Linked DNA regions of Homo sapiens: region 2 is linked to region 1. Evidence: chromatin loops called from intact Hi-C (ENCODE). Cell type or tissue: OCI-LY7. All regions are shown on one strand. Links, peaks and the distances in the headings refer to the core of each region. The heading gives the core; the rest is flanking DNA.

What was found. A loop is a pair of places that touch in the nucleus more often than their neighbours do. Peaks named below come from ENCODE experiments on the same cell type or tissue, not always from the same donor. Only the 100,000 strongest peaks of a DNase experiment are listed, where the experiment ranks them.
Region 2: it touches region 1 in a loop (4-fold over the local background); 3 of 110 quality-filtered maps call a loop at or near these places.

Annotation. Positions count from the first base shown.
Region 1 is chr11:45,924,417-45,933,964 of GRCh38, reverse strand. It overlaps LARGE2 (LARGE xylosyl- and glucuronyltransferase 2), which reads right to left. Exons shown (of 14, transcript NM_001300721.2): 5 at 9,288-9,459; 6 at 9,076-9,180; 7 at 7,814-7,926; 8 at 7,618-7,743; 9 at 7,368-7,523; 10 at 7,094-7,254; 11 at 6,372-6,650; 12 at 5,896-6,045; 13 at 5,593-5,788; 14 at 4,869-5,335. The coding sequence ends at 5,120. It overlaps PHF21A (PHD finger protein 21A), which reads left to right. Exons shown (of 19, transcript NM_001352027.3): 19 at 1-4,646. Among named protein-coding and RNA genes, the nearest start is that of LARGE2, 6.5 kb to the right of the region's middle. RefSeq lists enhancers at 3,378-3,467, 3,818-4,007. In OCI-LY7, for the core only: no CTCF peak of the experiment used is centred there; DNase peaks (open chromatin) are centred at 524 and 3,694; H3K4me3 peaks cover 4,609 bases; H3K27ac peaks cover 5,430 bases.
Region 2 is chr11:46,003,248-46,011,247 of GRCh38, reverse strand. All of the region lies in intron 6 of PHF21A (PHD finger protein 21A), which reads left to right. Among named protein-coding and RNA genes, the nearest start is that of LARGE2, 85 kb to the right of the region's middle. In OCI-LY7, for the core only: CTCF peaks have their summits at 4,402 and 4,612 (motif pointing right); a DNase peak (open chromatin) is centred at 4,647.

The DNA of each region.
Region 1 (9,548 bases), core at 1-8,000:
AGCCCCTCTAGGAGAAGCCACGGGATCCCGGCGGCAAGGAGAACAGAACACTGAAGACTCTAGAAAAGCAAAGCCGGATTTCTGGAAAGTGCAGAATTCTTTTGGTTCTTTGGTTCCAGAGAGAGAGAAGATGCTTGTGCCAGGTGGCACCAGAGTTTGCCAATTGATCCTTCTTATTCTGTGTGTACATGCAAAGATTGGACCATGTTACATGAAATAGTGCCAGCTGGAGGTTCTTTGCCAGCACCATGCCAAGTGAAATAATATATTTACTCTCTCTATTATACACCAGTGTGTGCCTGCAGCAGCCTCCACAGCCACGATGGGTTTGTTTCTGTTTTCTTGGGTGGGGAGCAGGGACGGGCGGAGGGAGGAGAGCAGGTTTCAGATCCTTACTTGCCGAGCCGTTTGTTTAGGTAGAGAAGACAAGTCCAAAGAGTGTGTGGGCTTTCCTGTTTCTAAACTTTCGCTACTATAAAACCAAAAAAAGGAATTGAGATTTCACCAACCCCAGTGCCCAGAAGAGGGAAGGGGAGTGGCTGGAGGGAGCAGGGGGTGGGACAGTGTATCAAATAAGCAGTATTTAATCACCTCTGGCGGGGGCCTCGTGCAAGGGGAGACTGACACCAAGAACAGCCAGTAGGTTCTTCTCCCCTGCACTCTGCTCCCTGCGCGGTAACCCCACCACTCCTGAAGCCTGCCCAGTCTCCTTCCTTCCCTGCTTGGTGAGTCGCGCATCTCCGTGGTTATCCCGCTGTCTCCTCTCCAAGAACAAGCAGAGCCCGGGCCACTGGCCCTTGCCCAAGGCAGGGAAGAAGGATGTGTGTGTCCAGGAAGGAAAAAAAGGTGGATCAGTGATTTTACTTGAAAACAAGCTCCATCCCTTTTCTATATTTATAAGAAGAGAAGATCTTGAGTGAAGCAGCACGCGACCCAGGTGTGTGTGAATTGAATGGAGACGTTTCTTTTCTCTTTCTTTAATTTTTGTTTTTGTTCTTTTTTTCTTTAAGGAAAGTTTTATTTTACTGTTCATTTTACTTTCTTGGTAACAAAAACTAAAATAAGGAATAGAAAAGCTGTTTTTCAGGCTGACAGTCCAATTAAGGGTAGCCAAGACCTTGCATGGTAGAGTAGGAATCATAGTGTCAGTGAGGTCCCGTGAGTCTTTGTGAGTCCTTGTGTCATCGTTCGGGCACTGTTTTTTTATGCAAGGGCAAAAATCTTTGTATCTGGGGAAAAAAAACTTTTTTTTAAATTAAAAAGGAAAATAAAAGATATTGAGGTCTTCCTAGTGTTACTTAAATTAAGATCAAGGTAAGAAACATTGTAAAAAAAAATTACAAAAGTGCTATTTGTTTCCTAAAAACAGTGATTTCTATTAAAAAGGTGTCAGAACTGGAGAAAATGCCGTGTAGTTATAATTTTTTAGCACAGACCCTGCTGATCACGATGACATTTTGCCGTGTGTGTGTCTCTAGACTGGTGGGCCAGTCTCCTTGAAGGACAGAGGCGGAGCTCCCCACCCTTCTCTCTCCTCAGAAAAGACCGTGCTCTCTTCTTGGTGCAGGGATCTTGTCTCCTGTTGTGAAGCCCAAATGGAAGCGTGGATGGTATCAGGGCCCTACCCGTGGTCTTCTCAGATTCTGCTAGAGCAAAAGGCTGGTGCCTAAATAAGATCCCTTCCTTTGGTGCTGCTTTTGGTCTTTCAGCCACCAGCATTATGAGTGCCTGGGGGACACCTCCGAGGGAACTGGCCAGCGGAGCTCTGTGGTGCGCACGCACCCTGGCCGTGACAGGAGGGTGCGGGAGTACAGGCTGGCTGCATCAGCCCTTGGTGCTTAGAACAGAGGAGGAGTGACATGTTTTGAGGGTACGTCTCTGAGACAGAGCCCCAGCGTGGCCTTCGCTCTGTCTTGCCTTTGGGGAGAGGTCTGAAGCTCCCACTCCTTTCTCTGCCTGTTGGCTCCAGGCACCAGAAATTTACTCCACTCCACCCACCCACAAGCCTCCTGGGTGACCCTGGGCTAGAATTGCTGCGCTTGCCTCGGCTTGGCCGGTTGTGGCCTCTCCTTGAGAAAACCAGGGTTGTGAAAGACTCAGACCATTCTCTCATCTTGCCTTGTCAGAAGTAAATTGTGTCAGATTTGTGCTCTCGCTGGAGACCTTTGCCCCTTGCGTGCCCCTGGCCGATGGGAGGGCGGTGGAGGCTCTGTACCCTGGCCCTGCTGGAGCATCTCCCCCAAGCCCACTCCAGGCCCTGGGAATGGCCAGAGTCTAGGAGAGGTAGAAACGATCCTATCAGCTTCTCTCCCACCCAATTAGGCCCAGAGAGACAAAGACAGATCTGAAAGCAAATGCAACAGAGAAGAGACACTTCTTAGAGTAAAATGTGTCTCATCTCTATCAGCCATCGCCTTTCATCTTCCCAGGGGCCTCAGAAGAAGGAATTAAGTTAGGCTGAACAGGCCTCAGAGTTAGGCCCTGGCTGCTTGATTGGCTGAGGGGGAAAGAGTTCCCTTTTCTCATTCAGAAACCAAGGTGCTGTGTCTAGTCAGGGAGCCTTGGAGATGCCTGGACTAGTTGGAGGAATCGTTGGCAGAGGATCAGAGACCAGCAGCAGGCTGTCTGCCCTGTCTAGAGCTCTTCCCCTCAACTTGTCTGGGCCCATCTGGGGGTTGCCACACAACACCTAACTTACCTTTTCCTGAAAGAAGTTGGGAAACCATCATCACTAGAGGCCTTTGCTCAGAGAGGAGCTGCCTTAGGAGTCTTGGGTCGGAGGACGGGGCTAGGAATTGACCAGGGCTTTGCCTGCCGCCCTCAGCAGTGTCGGGTACATTCTGACCTCGCCTGCAGCTGGGCTGTGGATTCTTCCTGACATTCAGATGTGAGCTGTTTTGGGAGTCAGCTAGTATGGAGTACGAGATGCAACCCAGCCCCCAAACCTACATTCTGCACTCAAATTCCAAAACACTGCTTTACTGTAAAGAAGAGGCCCCTGGCACCCAATCTCCCTGTCCTTCACTGTCCCCTCAGACCTGGGCGGGGAGGGGGGGGGGCCTGTGACCACCTGAGACATACGCTCGTGACACTGCCCCACCCCAGCCACCTCCACTTGCTTCCTCCTCCTTCCCTCCGCTGCTCTTTCCCCACGGCCCAGAATTTAGCTGCTCTGACAGCCACTTTTGAGACCAGCTGGCTTTGTAGTCACTTCAGAGAGCTGGAGCGGCTGCCCACTGGGCCCTGACTGGGAGTCCCCTGCCAGCTCCTGATCAGGCGCTGCGCCCTGGTGGCAGTGATGACTGGGAGTCCCCTGCCAGCTCCTGTCCAGGCGCTGCATCCTGGTAACAGTGAGGCCATGTTGCTGTCATCTCCACCTCTGCATTCTTGCTGCCTGTGGGTCCTTTTTCTTTCATGGAGCCTGCTGGGTCTTGTCTCACCTGTGCTGAGCTCCTCTGGGGTTTTGATTTCTTCCTTCCTTATCAGGCCCTTTGGGGTAAGCCTGCTGGTTGTACCTGACATAGGGAGGCAGTTAGGGGCAGTCCCTGGTGGGGCCGCCCTGGCAGCCTCCAGCTGGCACCATCGTGTGCCTGGTTTCCCTGCAACACCTGCCTCTCTGTCCCTGCTGCTGCTTGGCTCAGGCCCAACAGGCAGCGTGCATGGAGGTGGTTACACACAGCTGTTTCCGTGAGGGTGACCGTGTCTGCAGCACGCTTCCGTCTCCGCATGCACGGCTGCCTCTCCAGCCACCTCTGATACTTCTCTCTTGGGGCCATCAGAGCCTCCCTTGGGCTGTCACCTCCCAGCTCACACACACTCTTCAGTGGTTTCCTCTCTTCATTCTCTTATAGGGCGTGGTCCTTCTTATTTATCTAAAGGGCTGAATTTAGGAGACTTTTTACCCAGGGGCAAAAGGCTCTTAGGGTAATGAGATGGATGGTGGCCCAGGTGCATTTTCCAGGGCCTGGGTTCTCCAGATCCCGTGGCTTCTGTTGAGTGGAGGCAACTTTGCTCTGTGTGAACCTCGCCCCTGTCCCTCTGCCGGGCACCCCTGGCAGGAAGCAGGACTCCCATCCTCACCCTGACTTAGACTGTCCTCTGAGTCAGCTCCTCTCCAAGACAGGAGTGGGCAGCCCTGGGCAGTCTTCTGGCCCCTTGCTAAAGTGAGGGGCAGGAAGCTGGGGCTGCCCTCCAGAAAGCCGGGGTAGGAACTCTGAAAAATACCTCCTCTAAACGGAAGCAGGGCTCTCCAGTTCCACTTGGCGCCCCCTCCCACAAGGCCCTTCCTCCCTGAGGACCCCACCCCCCTACCCCTTCCCCAGCAGCCTTTGGACCCTCACCTCTCTCCGGTGTCCGTGGGTCCTCAGCCCAGGGTGAGCTGCAGTCAGGCGGGATGGGACGGGCAGGCCAGAGGTCAGCCAGCTCCTAGCAGAGAAGAGCCAGCCAGACCCCAACCCTGTCTCTTGTCCATGCCCTTTGTGATTTCAGTCTTGGTAGACTTGTATTTGGAGTTTTGTGCTTCAAAGTTTTTGTTTTTGTTTGTTTGGTTTTTGTTTTGAGGGGGTGGGGGGGGATACAGAGCAGCTGATCAATTTGTATTTATTTATTTTAACATTTTACTAAATAAAGCCAAATAAAGCCTCTCAGCCTCATGGTGTTGGGTTTGGGGCAGGGGAGGGTGGGCAGGACACATTCCAGTCCCAGCCTCTGCCCTCCCTGACTGGCTGTCTGGGGGTGGGGGGCGGGGGGGTGCTTGCCCTTAAGGGCCCAGGCCCTCCTGTGACCCCAGCTGGATGTAGCACCTCCCTTGTGCACTGACGCCCTAGCCCCAGAGTGCCCTTGCTCCCCCAAACCAGGAACACAAAAAAGATGTTTTAAAACTTTAATTATGAAAAAGGGATAAACAATTCAAGATGGGGGAACCAGCCCCAAACTGGCTGGGGCAGAGAGAGACCAGTCCCCAGCCATACAATAGCAGCAAGGGGAAGACCCCACCCCACAGATGCTCTGCCCCAGCCCTTCCCAGAGACCTTAAATAATTTAAATAGCAGGGATGGCGGAGGGCAGGTTGCCCTGGTGTCTGCCCAATGCTAAGATGAGGGGCAGCGCCGGCCCAGCCTCAGCCTCGGGCAGGGCTCTGGGGCTGCTGCAGGGCTGGGAGGTATTTGAGGGCAGCAGCCCCATGGTGGCGGGACAAGTCCTGGTGGAATTCGTCCTTGAGGGCCTGGAGGCAGTCACGATAGGTGGGGCTGGAGCGGAAGCGGGAGATGTCCAGGCTTGGAGCGTGGGGCAGATGGATGGTGAAGGCCTCGGGCAGCACCAGGAGCTCATATTCCTGCAGGGTGGGGCAGAGGAGCAGTGGCTGCCTGGCTTGCCTGGCCTGCGGGGAAGGTGCAGCTCCAGAGAACAGGCTTACCCTGTAGCCCCTGAGAGCTAAAGCAAGGGCCAAAGGGCAGATTATTTTAATTCCACAGAAGGGGGACATTTCTAACAGTGTTGCCTAGTGGTGTGGTCCCCCATGCAGGTGTCGTGAGTTCCCTGGACCTGGAGGTGCTCGAGTCAAAGGTGGAGGCAGCAAGGTGCCCTCCTCACCTGGGCATCCAGCTCCACAATGTGGGCCACTTTGTTCCAGCCGAAGCCCACAAAGCGAGGATCATAGCGGGGACAGTCTCGTGGCACCACCACGTAGGGTTCATAGTTGGCCGCCCATTGCACACGGTACGGGGCCTGAGCCTCCCGCCAGCGGGCATAGTCTGTGGGTGCGTGGCCTCGGGGCCACTCGTGGTACCTGTGCAGCAGGGTCGGGTGGGAGCCAGGCTGAGGCTAGGAGCTCGTGGGTAGTGGGGGCCAGTGTGGGCAAGTGAGTGGAGTGGGCAGAGAAGTAGCCTCTCCTACCTGAAGGTGTAGAGAGTGCCCGCATCCAGCAAGGCCAACAGCTCCACCTTGGAATGGGGGAAGCTGAAGCGGTAGCGCAGGGTCTCGAATGCCGGCACCACCAGTGCTGCCTTGCGCCGGCTGCCCAGCCCCAGCTGCTCAATGGAGGCCCTGAGGAGGAGCACCCATGAGCAGGGGAGAAGAGCGGGGCATCTAGGACTGGGCCAGTGACACTCATCAGGGCATTAGCCACAGGACTAGACCACCATGGGCCATCTTGCCTGATGCGACGGGTGGGCACAACCACAGGTGGAGCTGCTGTTGAAGCCGGCCCTGGCCTCCCTGTTGACAGCCCAGAGAAACAGCCTAATACAAACCCCAATTGACAGAGGCCACTGAGGCCCAGAAAGGAGCAGGGACATGGAAGCCTGGGGTCCCACGCATGCCCCGTCCACGTCCACCCCATATATTGTTCCCCTCTCTGCCTGCAGGCCCACCTGAGGTAGTCGTAGAGAGAATAGGCAGGCAGGAAGTCAATGTCACTGAGGAAGACGTAAGGCGTGAGGGCCTGGGCCAAGGCCACGTTGCGAAGCTGGTTGACGGGGTATAGGGGCCCCTCACGGTACACCACATGGTAGGCCACGTCCTGCCGGGCAGCAAGCACTGGTGAGGCCTCGACGAAATGCAGGAACTGCTGAGCTTCTGCGTCTGTCAGGTACAAGGCCAGGCTCATGGGGCCAGGCCAGTGCCTGCACAGGGCTTCCAACATCTGCAGCCTATGGGGAGAGGGAGGTCAGCACAGCTCTGCCCCTCTTGCACAGGAGCTCAGGGAGGCCTGGCAAACCTCCCCAGTTAGCTGCTGCTGCCACCTCCTCAAGTGACTTACTGAGCACCCTTCAAATACTTTTAGAGCCAGTCTGATTGAATCTTCACAACTACCCCCACCAGGTGGGTACTTTCTCATTTGAGAGAGAAAACTAGGGGCCAGAGATATGAAGACTTGCTCATGGTCCCACAGCGACCGAGGGGCAGCTCCGGGCATCTGAATGACTCCAGAGCCCAAGCTCTTTCCACCATATCCAATGTCTCCAACTTCTGGAACTCCCTGAGGGACAGGTAGCTCACTACCACAGCATCAGGCTGCCAGATGGAACCTCCTCTCAGAAGTGTCCAACCCCAGCCCATGCCATACCCCCTGGGCTGCCCTCTGCACCCTCACCGGTCCATGGACAGCTGGGCCACAAGGGTGACATCGTGAGGCCGGGGGGGTGGCGGTTCATGGGGCAGGAAAGTGACATGCACACGGTGCACAGTGAGCTGCTGCTGCCGGAACTCAAAGCAGGGGTCTTCCTCGTCCAGTTGTGCCAGGGCCTGCTGCAACTGAGGGGGCAAGGGGTGACAAGGACCGGGGATAGGGCAGAACAACACATCCCCCAGACAAGGCTGGGTCCCACCAAAGCAGAGAGGGGCAGGGGAAGGTGACTCCTTCTCACCTGCTCAGCACCAGGTGGGGGCTGGCTGGGGCACACAAAGAGCTCTCTCCGCAGCAGGTTCCCATCGTACTCCAGGAAGGTCAGGTAGAAATTGCGGAAGAATTCCACATGCTTGTTCTTCACCCGAAGCTTCTTTGGTGAGTTCCAGTGGATCACCTGGGACCCAGGAGGGTGTTGGGGCCATGGGAGCAGGGAGCAGAAGTCTCCATCCATGGCCCCCCACCACCACACAGCCTCTTGTCCCACTCACCTTGAGGTCAGACGCCTCAGAGTAGCAGCGCTCGGCCAGTGTGTGATCTGACAGCTGCACATTCCAGACACAAGGCAGACGCTGCACTAGCCCCGGGTGCTCCTTGATCACAGCGTTGAAGATGTCCTGAGCAGAGACACCCATCACATCCCAGCCCCCAGCCTGCCACACCCCACCCGGCAAGGCTTCCTCAGACCTGGTCAGCCAGTGAGGTGGCAGGCAGGCTAAGGAGCTCCCGCCTGGCTGTCAGCCTCCACATCTGCTCCCAGCCAGCCTGCCGGAGCCGGTCCAGCCGCAGCAGGATCACACCTGCCAATGAAGAGATGCTGTCATGCCCACCTGGGACGACCAGCTCCTGGGGGACATGGGGGTCATGAAGGTGTCCTTTGTTTTTTGACATTGGTATTTTCTGACTGTTCAGACATGATCATGGACTACTTGTTTTTTGTTGTTGTTGTTTGTTTTGTTTTGTTTTGTTTTTTAGAGACAGGGTCTTGCTTTGTCACCCAGGCTGGAGTGGTGCAGTGGCACAATCATGACTCACTGCAGCCTCGACTTCCCAGGCTCAAGCAAACCTCCCACCTCAGCACCCCACCACAACCCCCACCGAGTAGCTGGGACTGCAGGCATGCCACCACACCTATCCTTTTTATTTATTTACTTATTTTTTATTTATTTACTTATTTATGTATGAGATAGAGTCTCACTCTATTGCCAAGGCTGGAGTACAGTGGTGTGAACTCGGCTCACTGCAACCTCTGCTTCCTGGGTTCAAGTGATTCTCCCTCCTCAGCCTCCCAAGTAGCTGGGATTACAGGTACGTGATACCACCCCTGGCTAATTTTTGTATTTTTAGTGTAGAAGGGGTTTTACCATGTTGGCCAGGTTGGTCTCGAACTCCTGACCTCAAGTAATCTGCCTGCCTCAGCCTCCCAAAGTGCTGGGATTACAGGTGTGAGCCACTGCGACTGGTCAATTTTTTAATGTTTGTAGAGACAAGGGTCTCACTATGTTGCCAAGGCTGTTCTCGAACTCCTGGGCTCAAGCGATTCTCCCACCTTAGCCTCCCAAAGTGCTGGAATTACAAGCCTGAGCCATTGCACCCAGCTTGCTCGTAGACTACTTTTGTCAATAGTCAATCCTCGGGGGTGAAGAGGAGGCGCTGTCCAGCTTACAGAGCACATCCATGGCCTTCTCACACTTGGTGATCCCAGGGCTGTTAAAATTATCCCCCATTTAATGGATGAGAAAACTGAGGCTCAGAGGGAGCACGAGAGCTGGCCAAAGTCATCCAGCACACACAGGACTGTTGGAACTGCTGTCTGTCTCTTCATCCAGGGTTCTTTTCACAGCAATGTTCTTCCTGGGGGACTTCCTAGCATTCTTTGCCCCACCCAGCCCCAGGGGCCCAAGGACCAGCAGACCACCCCGCCTGCCTCCCCTCACCACTGTCCCCACCTGTGTTAAATCCCCGGCCCAAGGCAGGCCAGGGCCTGTGGTTCTTCCAGAGGTTGCCCAGGTACCAGTCACTCTGGTTCTCCACAAGACCGATCGCCTGCGTGTCTGGGAGGGGAGGGCATAAGGGAGCTGTCTGAAGCTGCCACAGGACCTGGGCTCAGGGCTGGATGCAGGGATCCTGGGCAGGCCAGGCAGGCTCCCAGGCCTCTCACCAGAAAAGTGAGCAAAGAGGGCCCAGAGCTCCGAGATGTCAGAGGCGAAGGTGACATCCGTGTCCAGGACAATGACGCGGGCCAGCTCAGCAGGCAAGGCACTGGGCAGCACCAGCTTCATTAGCCCATAGAGGCCGGAGTAGTGCTTGTTGGGGATCCAGGAGACCTGGGGCTGTGTGGGGGAAAGGCAGGAGATGAGATGGCAGAGAGGGGCCTATGAGCACCAGAACACATGCTTGCAGTGACACAGAGGAGAGGGGG
Region 2 (8,000 bases), core at 1-8,000, 77 kb before region 1:
CAAAGTGCTGGGGTTACAGGTGTGAGCCACCATGCCCAACCTCATTGAACACTTTTATACACCCTACCACTAGCCAGGCTAAAAAGTGAAGTTACAAATTAAAACGGTTAATTCTTTCCCTCAAGGAGTTCACGATCTAGTGGCAAGATCAAAGAGTCCAGTAACTCCTTTAAGAAGTTTTGTGATAAAGGGGAAAGGGAACTATAATTAAGCAGATGCCTGTTTTCTGTTGATCACTTTTTTGAGAGGGGTGTGTGTGTGTGAGAGAGAGAGAGAAAGAGAAAGTTTTTTATACAGAGGAGACTTGATCATGCTTATTTATTATAGTAGGAGAGAAAGGAGCTGGTATGATGCTGTTCACTGCCTGGTTACTTTAATTGCCCCCAACAATTCAGACTTATGAATGAACTGATCATTATTATCCTCAGTCCACTGGGTAGGGGTGTAGAGTTAGTCAGGGAGAGACACAGTGAATTTCCAAGATAAGGGGAAAAGAGAGGCACAGAAATACATATATCTTTTTCCTTGTTCTTCTCTAACTTCTGTGGGTCAAGGCTTTGCACGCTGGCTTAGAAAACCTGTTATTTCTTCCACAGCCAAGATTGTTTTGTTTTGTGATTGTTGACTTGCAGTATTATGAATTACCAAAAGAAGAGAACCCAAAAAGCATACTCCGGTGCCAAATATAATTTAATTTTGAGTTATTCATACCACTATTCCCAAACAATGTCGTAAAGCAGAAAGAAATTCAGGCATTAGAGTCAGGAAACAAAGATTTGGTTTCTGGCTTTGCCACTTAACTGTATAATTTTAGACAAATTACTAAATCTCCTTGAGTTTCATGTTATTCTTCTGTAAAGTATCTTCACAAGATTGTTGCGAGGTATAAGTAACATAATGTATTTAAGAGAAAAGCCTTTGTTAACTGTAATGTCAGTTATATTTACAAAATGCTGACATTTTAAAAATAGTTGTGTATTTTGGACTGTTCCTGGTCTCAGGTGACTTAATCATTGAATTATTAAATCTCCATTATTAATTTTCTTTAGAAATGCCCAGGAGACTGCTTCATGAGTGTATATCAGGAGAGAGCTTTAGTTTTTGTCTTTAAATGATTGTTCTCATTCCTGCAGTAACTCTCAAACTTGGCATATTTTTCTCCCCTTTCTTTTAGTATGATATGGTTAAGCAACTAAATGAATGTTCCTCAGACTTCCCCAAAATTTTTGATTCTGGGATAGAAGCAGGAATAATCTTTTGTTAGAAGCTGAACAAATTAGGATACTTATTTAATGAAAATACTGTAAAGTGACTGACGGCCCCTTTATCTGTTTCAAGGAAACACTTAGCACCTAATTGTGTAAGCCAGAAAAATGCAAGGTGATGAAAGAGTTATACCAGATGAAATGACTGTTATCCTGAGTAACCACACATTCTGGACCAAAAGACAAAGCAGAACACATAAAACAATGAACGAGCAGAATTATATTAATTGTATTGTGCAGTGACTAAGTGGATGGGCTCTGTAGCCAAACTGCCCAAGTTGGAAGTCTGCTCTGGCTCTGCTATTTGCTACTTTTGGAATGTTGGAAAGTTACTTTTCTGTGCTTTAGTTTCTCCATCTGTAAAATAGCATACTATATAGTACATATCTCCTAGGATTGCTTTGAAGATTAAATTATGTAATACATAGCGTGCTTAGAACTGTGCTTGCCTTATAGTAAGTACTATAATAAATGTGTGCAGCTGCTATTATCGTTACATGTTTAGATGTTAAATTGTATGGTTCAGACACTTGGTATAATAGGGTTTCACAGATCATTCTAGGCAGGTAGAGTCAAGAAAAGTTTTATAAAGGAAATGGAATGTGTCAGAACCCTCAAAGGTAGATGGTTAAACAGAATTGGGTGAAAGAAAAAAGGTACTCCAGGACCAGGGAACATCATGAACAGAAGGTGAGAAATGTGAACTAATGGCCGGGCGCAGTGGCTCACCCCTGTAATCCCAGCACTTTGGGAGACCGAGGCGGGCAGATTACCTGAGGTCGGGAGTTGGAGATCAGCCTGGCTATCATGGTGAAACCCTGTCTCTACTAAATACAGAAAATTAGCTGGGCATGGTGATGCACGCCTGTAATCCCAGCTACTCAGGAGGCTGAGGCAGGAGAATCGCTTGAACCCAGGGGGTGGAGGTTGCAGTGAGCCGGGATCACGCCACTGCACTCCAGCGTGAGCGACAGTGAGACTCCGTCTCCAAAAAAAAAAAAAAAAAAAAAAGTGAAATGTGAACCAATTTGTTGAGTTCACTGAGCAGGGAAGAGTCCAGTCTGATTGAAGGATCTGATTAAGATGGAGGGTGAACACTGGTCAAATAAGTAGTGGAATGGGAGTGGATAGGGTTGACAAGATTATTTTGTAGTTGCATTCACATTTTACAGTTGCAAACATAGCATTTTGCAGTTGAATTTACATTTATTTACTTAAATCTAACAAAAATTATATTCAGATTTATTTATATGAGATATGTAAAACATATATTATTATTTTCCTTTTATTTTATAAATGAATATACTGGAACTCAGAGAGTGTGACTTGTCCAGCAGCACCAGGTTTTCATACACAAAACCGAGTCACATTTCCACCATATCTTGCCATTTCTCTTCCTTTGCTAGATATACAGGTAAATTTGACAGCCAATCAAAGCAGACTCTTTTCCCGTCTTCTACCTTTGACCCATGGAGTAGCTTTCAAGACATTGGCACTTCTCTACTGAAGCAAATCTGGGTCAAGATGAGATGTATGCTGCCCATTTCCTGAGTCCTTCAGGAAAGCAAGAGAGGAATTTTGATTAAGTTTAGCTCATCTTTTCAGAACCCAGGCCATATGTGGTCCATAGTGTCCCGGATATGCTTCACAGTGTGGAACTCTGCTCTGTATTTTCTTTAATAAGGACACACACACAGGAAAATTTCAATTGAAGACCTCACAAATGTTTTGAGATTTTATTGAGTTATCATCTGAACATTATGGATTAGTCTAGGATTTCACATGATAGAGTGTATGGGCGTATGTGAGTAAACAAATACACATTGTAGGGGAAGGTGCTGAAATGTTAAAGTTAACATTCCCAAATAGAAAATGGGATAGTTTGCAGGTTACTTTCTGAACTTCACTTCGTGTTAATTTTCACCTACCAGTTGGTGGGTAGAACAACATTAAACACATTTTACTTTAGTACCCTTCTGTTCTTATCTGGAGCATGGTAATCCCAAGTACAGACAGAAAAAGAAGAAGCAGATATGCGATTAAAAATGAAAATAACATAACAACACGGATTATTGTGATAGATCCTGTACCTTTTTAAAGACTCTGACATTCCACTTAGGAGTAAGATGGAAAAGTCCCTTGTTCTAAAATTTGAAAATGATAAAAATAAGTCATATTAATGGAAATTAAAGAAAGAATATGTCCATTGTTAGGTTATGTAAAGGGTACACATCTCACTTCTTTCACATCGTTTTTTGATTTAAATTAATGTAACTAAATTTTAAAATGACGGATTTAATATTCATGCTAGCAGTTTATTTTTAATGTGAATAAAATTAACAGTAAAACTATCATAAAAGATAGATGGGGCCGGGCACGGTGGCTCACACCTGTAATACCCAGCACTTTGGGAGGCCACAGCAGGCGAATCACCTGAGGTCAGGAGTTCGAGACCAGCCTGGGCAACAGGGTGAAACCCCATCTCTACTAAAAATACAAAAATAAGCTGGACATGGTCGTGGGCACCTGTAAACCCAGCTACTCAGGAGGCTGAGACAGGAGAATCACTTGAACTTGGGAGGTGGAGGTTGCAGCGAGCCAAGATCACGCCATTGCACCCCAGCCTGGACAAGAGTGAAACTCCATCTCGAAAAAAAAAAAAAGAAGAAGAAGAAAAAAGGTAGATGGAAGTATCTTCTGTAAAGTGCCACAGATTCCTGGCTTCAGCGCTACCTGGATTCCTTGAAAAGACAGGGGGCCCTTTTCTCATCTCTTAGAACCTCACTATCACTTTGCATGTTTTTGAACACATGGTAGGTATGCAGTGAGCTAGTGTTGATAGATGTCTCGTCACGTTATGGTTGGTTGGAGGGAAGAAAGATCACTTTTTAAGTTAGTCACTCTATATTTAAGTGTTTTTGTAATGGGAAATCACCTGTAAAACGAGCTTGCAGGAACGCTCTAAAGATTAAAACTGTGAAGTGTGTGGCATATGCTAGGCACTTAATAAGTAAATAATAGCTCTTGTTATTGTTATCTTTAAATTTTACTGACTGTTGTTCTGACTTTGACTTTGCATTTTCTGAGATCTTTGAAAATACATATTGTTAGTACCTGTTGATTTGTATTTTGTGCCTTTGAAGGAAAGAATAGAAATATTATTCCAAGGGAGGGTTGTTGGTCTTAAAATATTTTTGTGCCATTTTTATTGTAGGCAAGTATATCACATTCTAATAGGCGTTTAAGACAGTTCAATACTTAATACAAGTGTATCTTTTTAAATAAGACATTTGACCAGCTGAATAGATTGTAGTAACCTGTTGTAAACTAGTTTCAGCTGAAATCTCACTGATCCCACTAGATGGCGTTAGTTCATTAAGGCATAACTTCATCCTCTAGCTCAGGCAGACAGCTGCCTGTGTAGATGAACTGATTTTAGTATCTTTAGAGAGTGAATGTGGCAGTAAACTTTTAGACTCCTTGTTATTTATATAGCGTGATTTGTGGAGGTTATTCAGAAAGTTTAGGAAGATAGAACACTGAGGGCAGATTTATTCAAACTAAAGAACTATAACAAGTTGCAATATTTCGTTAGGTGCTTATTAATTCTGGATTTGACTTAGCCTTTGCCCTAATTGTATATACAACCGAAAGATTAAGAATTTACTGATTTCTCATGGTTTTTTGCCCTATTAAAATAATTCTTGTTTGGGCTTCTGGAAGCATTGGAAAACAAATGAAAATTGGGAGTACACATTTTTTAAAGCATGAAGTTTATAACATTTAATTTTAAAATCATTTGGCTCTTATTTATAGGAACTATGTCAACAGTGATCTACTTGTCAGTTAATCTGGTTCTTTAATCGTAAATGTAAAATAACAGTGAACATCCTAATTCTTTAATTCTCTCTTGTCTGAATTTGAATTATTTTTTATCTACAAAGACTGTTTTATATTAGACCAGCCCATTTTCAAAGTTTAAAATTGTGCTTTTCCACAGGCATTTGTAGGCTCCAAATAAACTTTTAAAATTGTATGTTTTATTTTTCTTACTGTTCTTGAGAGTTCTGAAGTTGAAGTTTTTTAAAGAAATGAATACGATTCACATGCAAAAAAAGCATTTCCACATTTCATTAGAAGTGTTTCTTTTTTCTTTATGATCAGATTCATACAGCTAGAGTAAATTGTTTCAGAATTGGTGGGATGATCCGTCTTGAGCTATGGAAGCTTAATTGTGCTACAAATATTATTCTTTTATTCATTGCTCATAGGGAGTAAGTAGTTGGTGCTGATGGTTCCCCTAATGTTTATTTAACTATTCCAGTATAAGGCAGTTCACATTTCTTAGTAAAAGGATCGTTGATAGTTTCATTTACCTAGTATGTAATAAAAAGCTGAGAATAATCAGGGGCATTTGCTAATGGAGTCAAAATAACCTGTTTTATAAGTCAGAACAGGAAGGTCTGAACATTTGGTGCCCATTAATTAAGTTAATATTGCAAATGAGGTTTTTGCTTTTCTTATTATCTTGAAACCTTCAACCAGAAAAAGCAACTGCCTAAGATTATTTGGTATATACAAGGCGTTAATATATTGTGCAAATATTCTACAGTCTGAAAAATCTCAAAATCTGAAACACTTCTGGTCCCAAGCATAAATTTGTATAAATTTTATACAATATTTTACATCATTTTGTACATGAAACAAAGTTTTGACTGCATGTTGACTATGATCTATCACTTGAGGTCAGGTGTGAAGTTTTCCAGTTGTGGCATCACGTCAGTGCTCAAAAAGTTTTGGATTTTGGAGCATTTTGGATTTCAGATTTTTCAGATTAAAGATGCTCAACCTGAATTTTTGGACTGCGGTTGCTCTTGGTAACTGAGCCTGCAGAAAGTGAAATTACTGATGTGGGGGACTGCTGTATTAGTTGGGTGTATACATGCATGTGTTAAAATTTAACTGCATAATCTCATTTTCCATATTCAGAGACATTTGCAGTAAGAGACAAATATTATTGTAAAGGGAAAAAGTAAACTTTGTTGTGTAGTGCTTATCTGTTTCCCTGTGTTTTTTCTTGAGGGTAGCCATGATAAAGAAGGGGAATAAATTTCGAACACATGTAAGTATGTGTGTAGTGAATGGGAGAGAGGGAGAGATGGTATTTTCAGGAGGCATAAACTGTATTTTACAAAGACATCTTTTAGATGATGAGTCCTTTAGTCTTGAGGAGACAGTTCAATGGAAAGCATTCTAGGCCTGGCAGATACAGCCCTCATCCACAGTAAAAGTTAAGTGCTATGAAAAAGTAATAGTCTGTGCTATGCAAACCAATATGAAGAAAAGTGAGTTTTTGTTTGATAAGAGGTCAAATGAGCACAGTTCTTTAAAACTTTTATGTTGAAGAAAAGAATAGAGAATATTCTGTCATAGCTACTGATAAAATATTTCAGTTTATGAAATATTGTCACTTACATGTTTTAAGTAGCTTTTAATATAATCTTAGAACAAGGACTTCCTTCTCTCCTCTACCCCTTCCCTACTCCCCAGTGTCTCTTATTTCTTATCTATTAAAAGTGAAATCCATTTCCTTTGGTCAAAAGTACAAGTTTTTTACAGTGTCCAAGACATCTCAAATTGATTCACTTTGTTATATAGAAAACACCATCTGTGATGTCAGACCATTTCTTAGAAAATTGACTGTTAAGAGCTCTTTTGCATTGAGTTATTTGGTTTTTATGAAGATGAACATTGGATGAAATTTCTTACCAGTATGCATAATTCAATGATTTTAAGAATCTATGGAAAATAAATTTAAACATTTTTAAATGAAATGGGATAAGAAAAAGGGGAGACAGGATTTTATTCATTGGTATATCTTTTTAATTTTCTACTTTGTGACTCCGTTTAAAAAAACCAACTCTGTAATTTTGAAGCAGAGATTCTGAAATTACCACTTTTCTAAAAATATCACTTACAGCTGAAACTTAATATATTGAAGCATTTTTGTTCTGAGGATGATACATATTTTCATAAAGATGTATTTCCAAATGGAAACAGCACTGAAGCTTCTGAAATAGGGAACCTTTCCAAAATAGGCTGTGGTTGCCTGGGTGAAGAATATTAGGTTGCAACACTCAAAAAGGAAATCCTGGCATAGGAAGCAATTGATGAAGGGCAAATGTCTGCAGAGTGTAATGAAGCTTTTAAAAGCACTTGTGTGGGCCTGCATGCAAGGCCTTGCCAGTACTTTTCAAATTAAAATTCATGTGCTCTGTAGTGTGCTGAGCCATACTCATACTTCCATCTTTACTTCTCTTCTACATAATATATCATTCTTATTTTTAATCTTCTATAAGTACTAGTCATCATCCTAGTGAGAATTGTAGCGTTTTCTCACTCTGCCCTTCGTGAAAATGTCATCATCATTATGGGCAGCAGGGCAGCTTTATGGTGTTTTAAAAATCAAGTTCATCAGCATTTTTAAGCTATCAATTTCTTGTTTTAGTGTCATTAGTACTATGAATATTGAATATTTTATGACTCTTTAGTTTTATAAAATATTTTTTTCTTTTAGCAGTGGGGGAGAGGATAGGTATTATCCTCATTTTGTAACAGTATTAACACCGAAGAGAGTCTGAGTGATGACTAGACACATAGATGGTGTGAAAAGAAAACTTGGCATTTTTTTTTTTTTTTGAATGTTAGCCTTTAACCCAAGCTCTTTCCTCCATA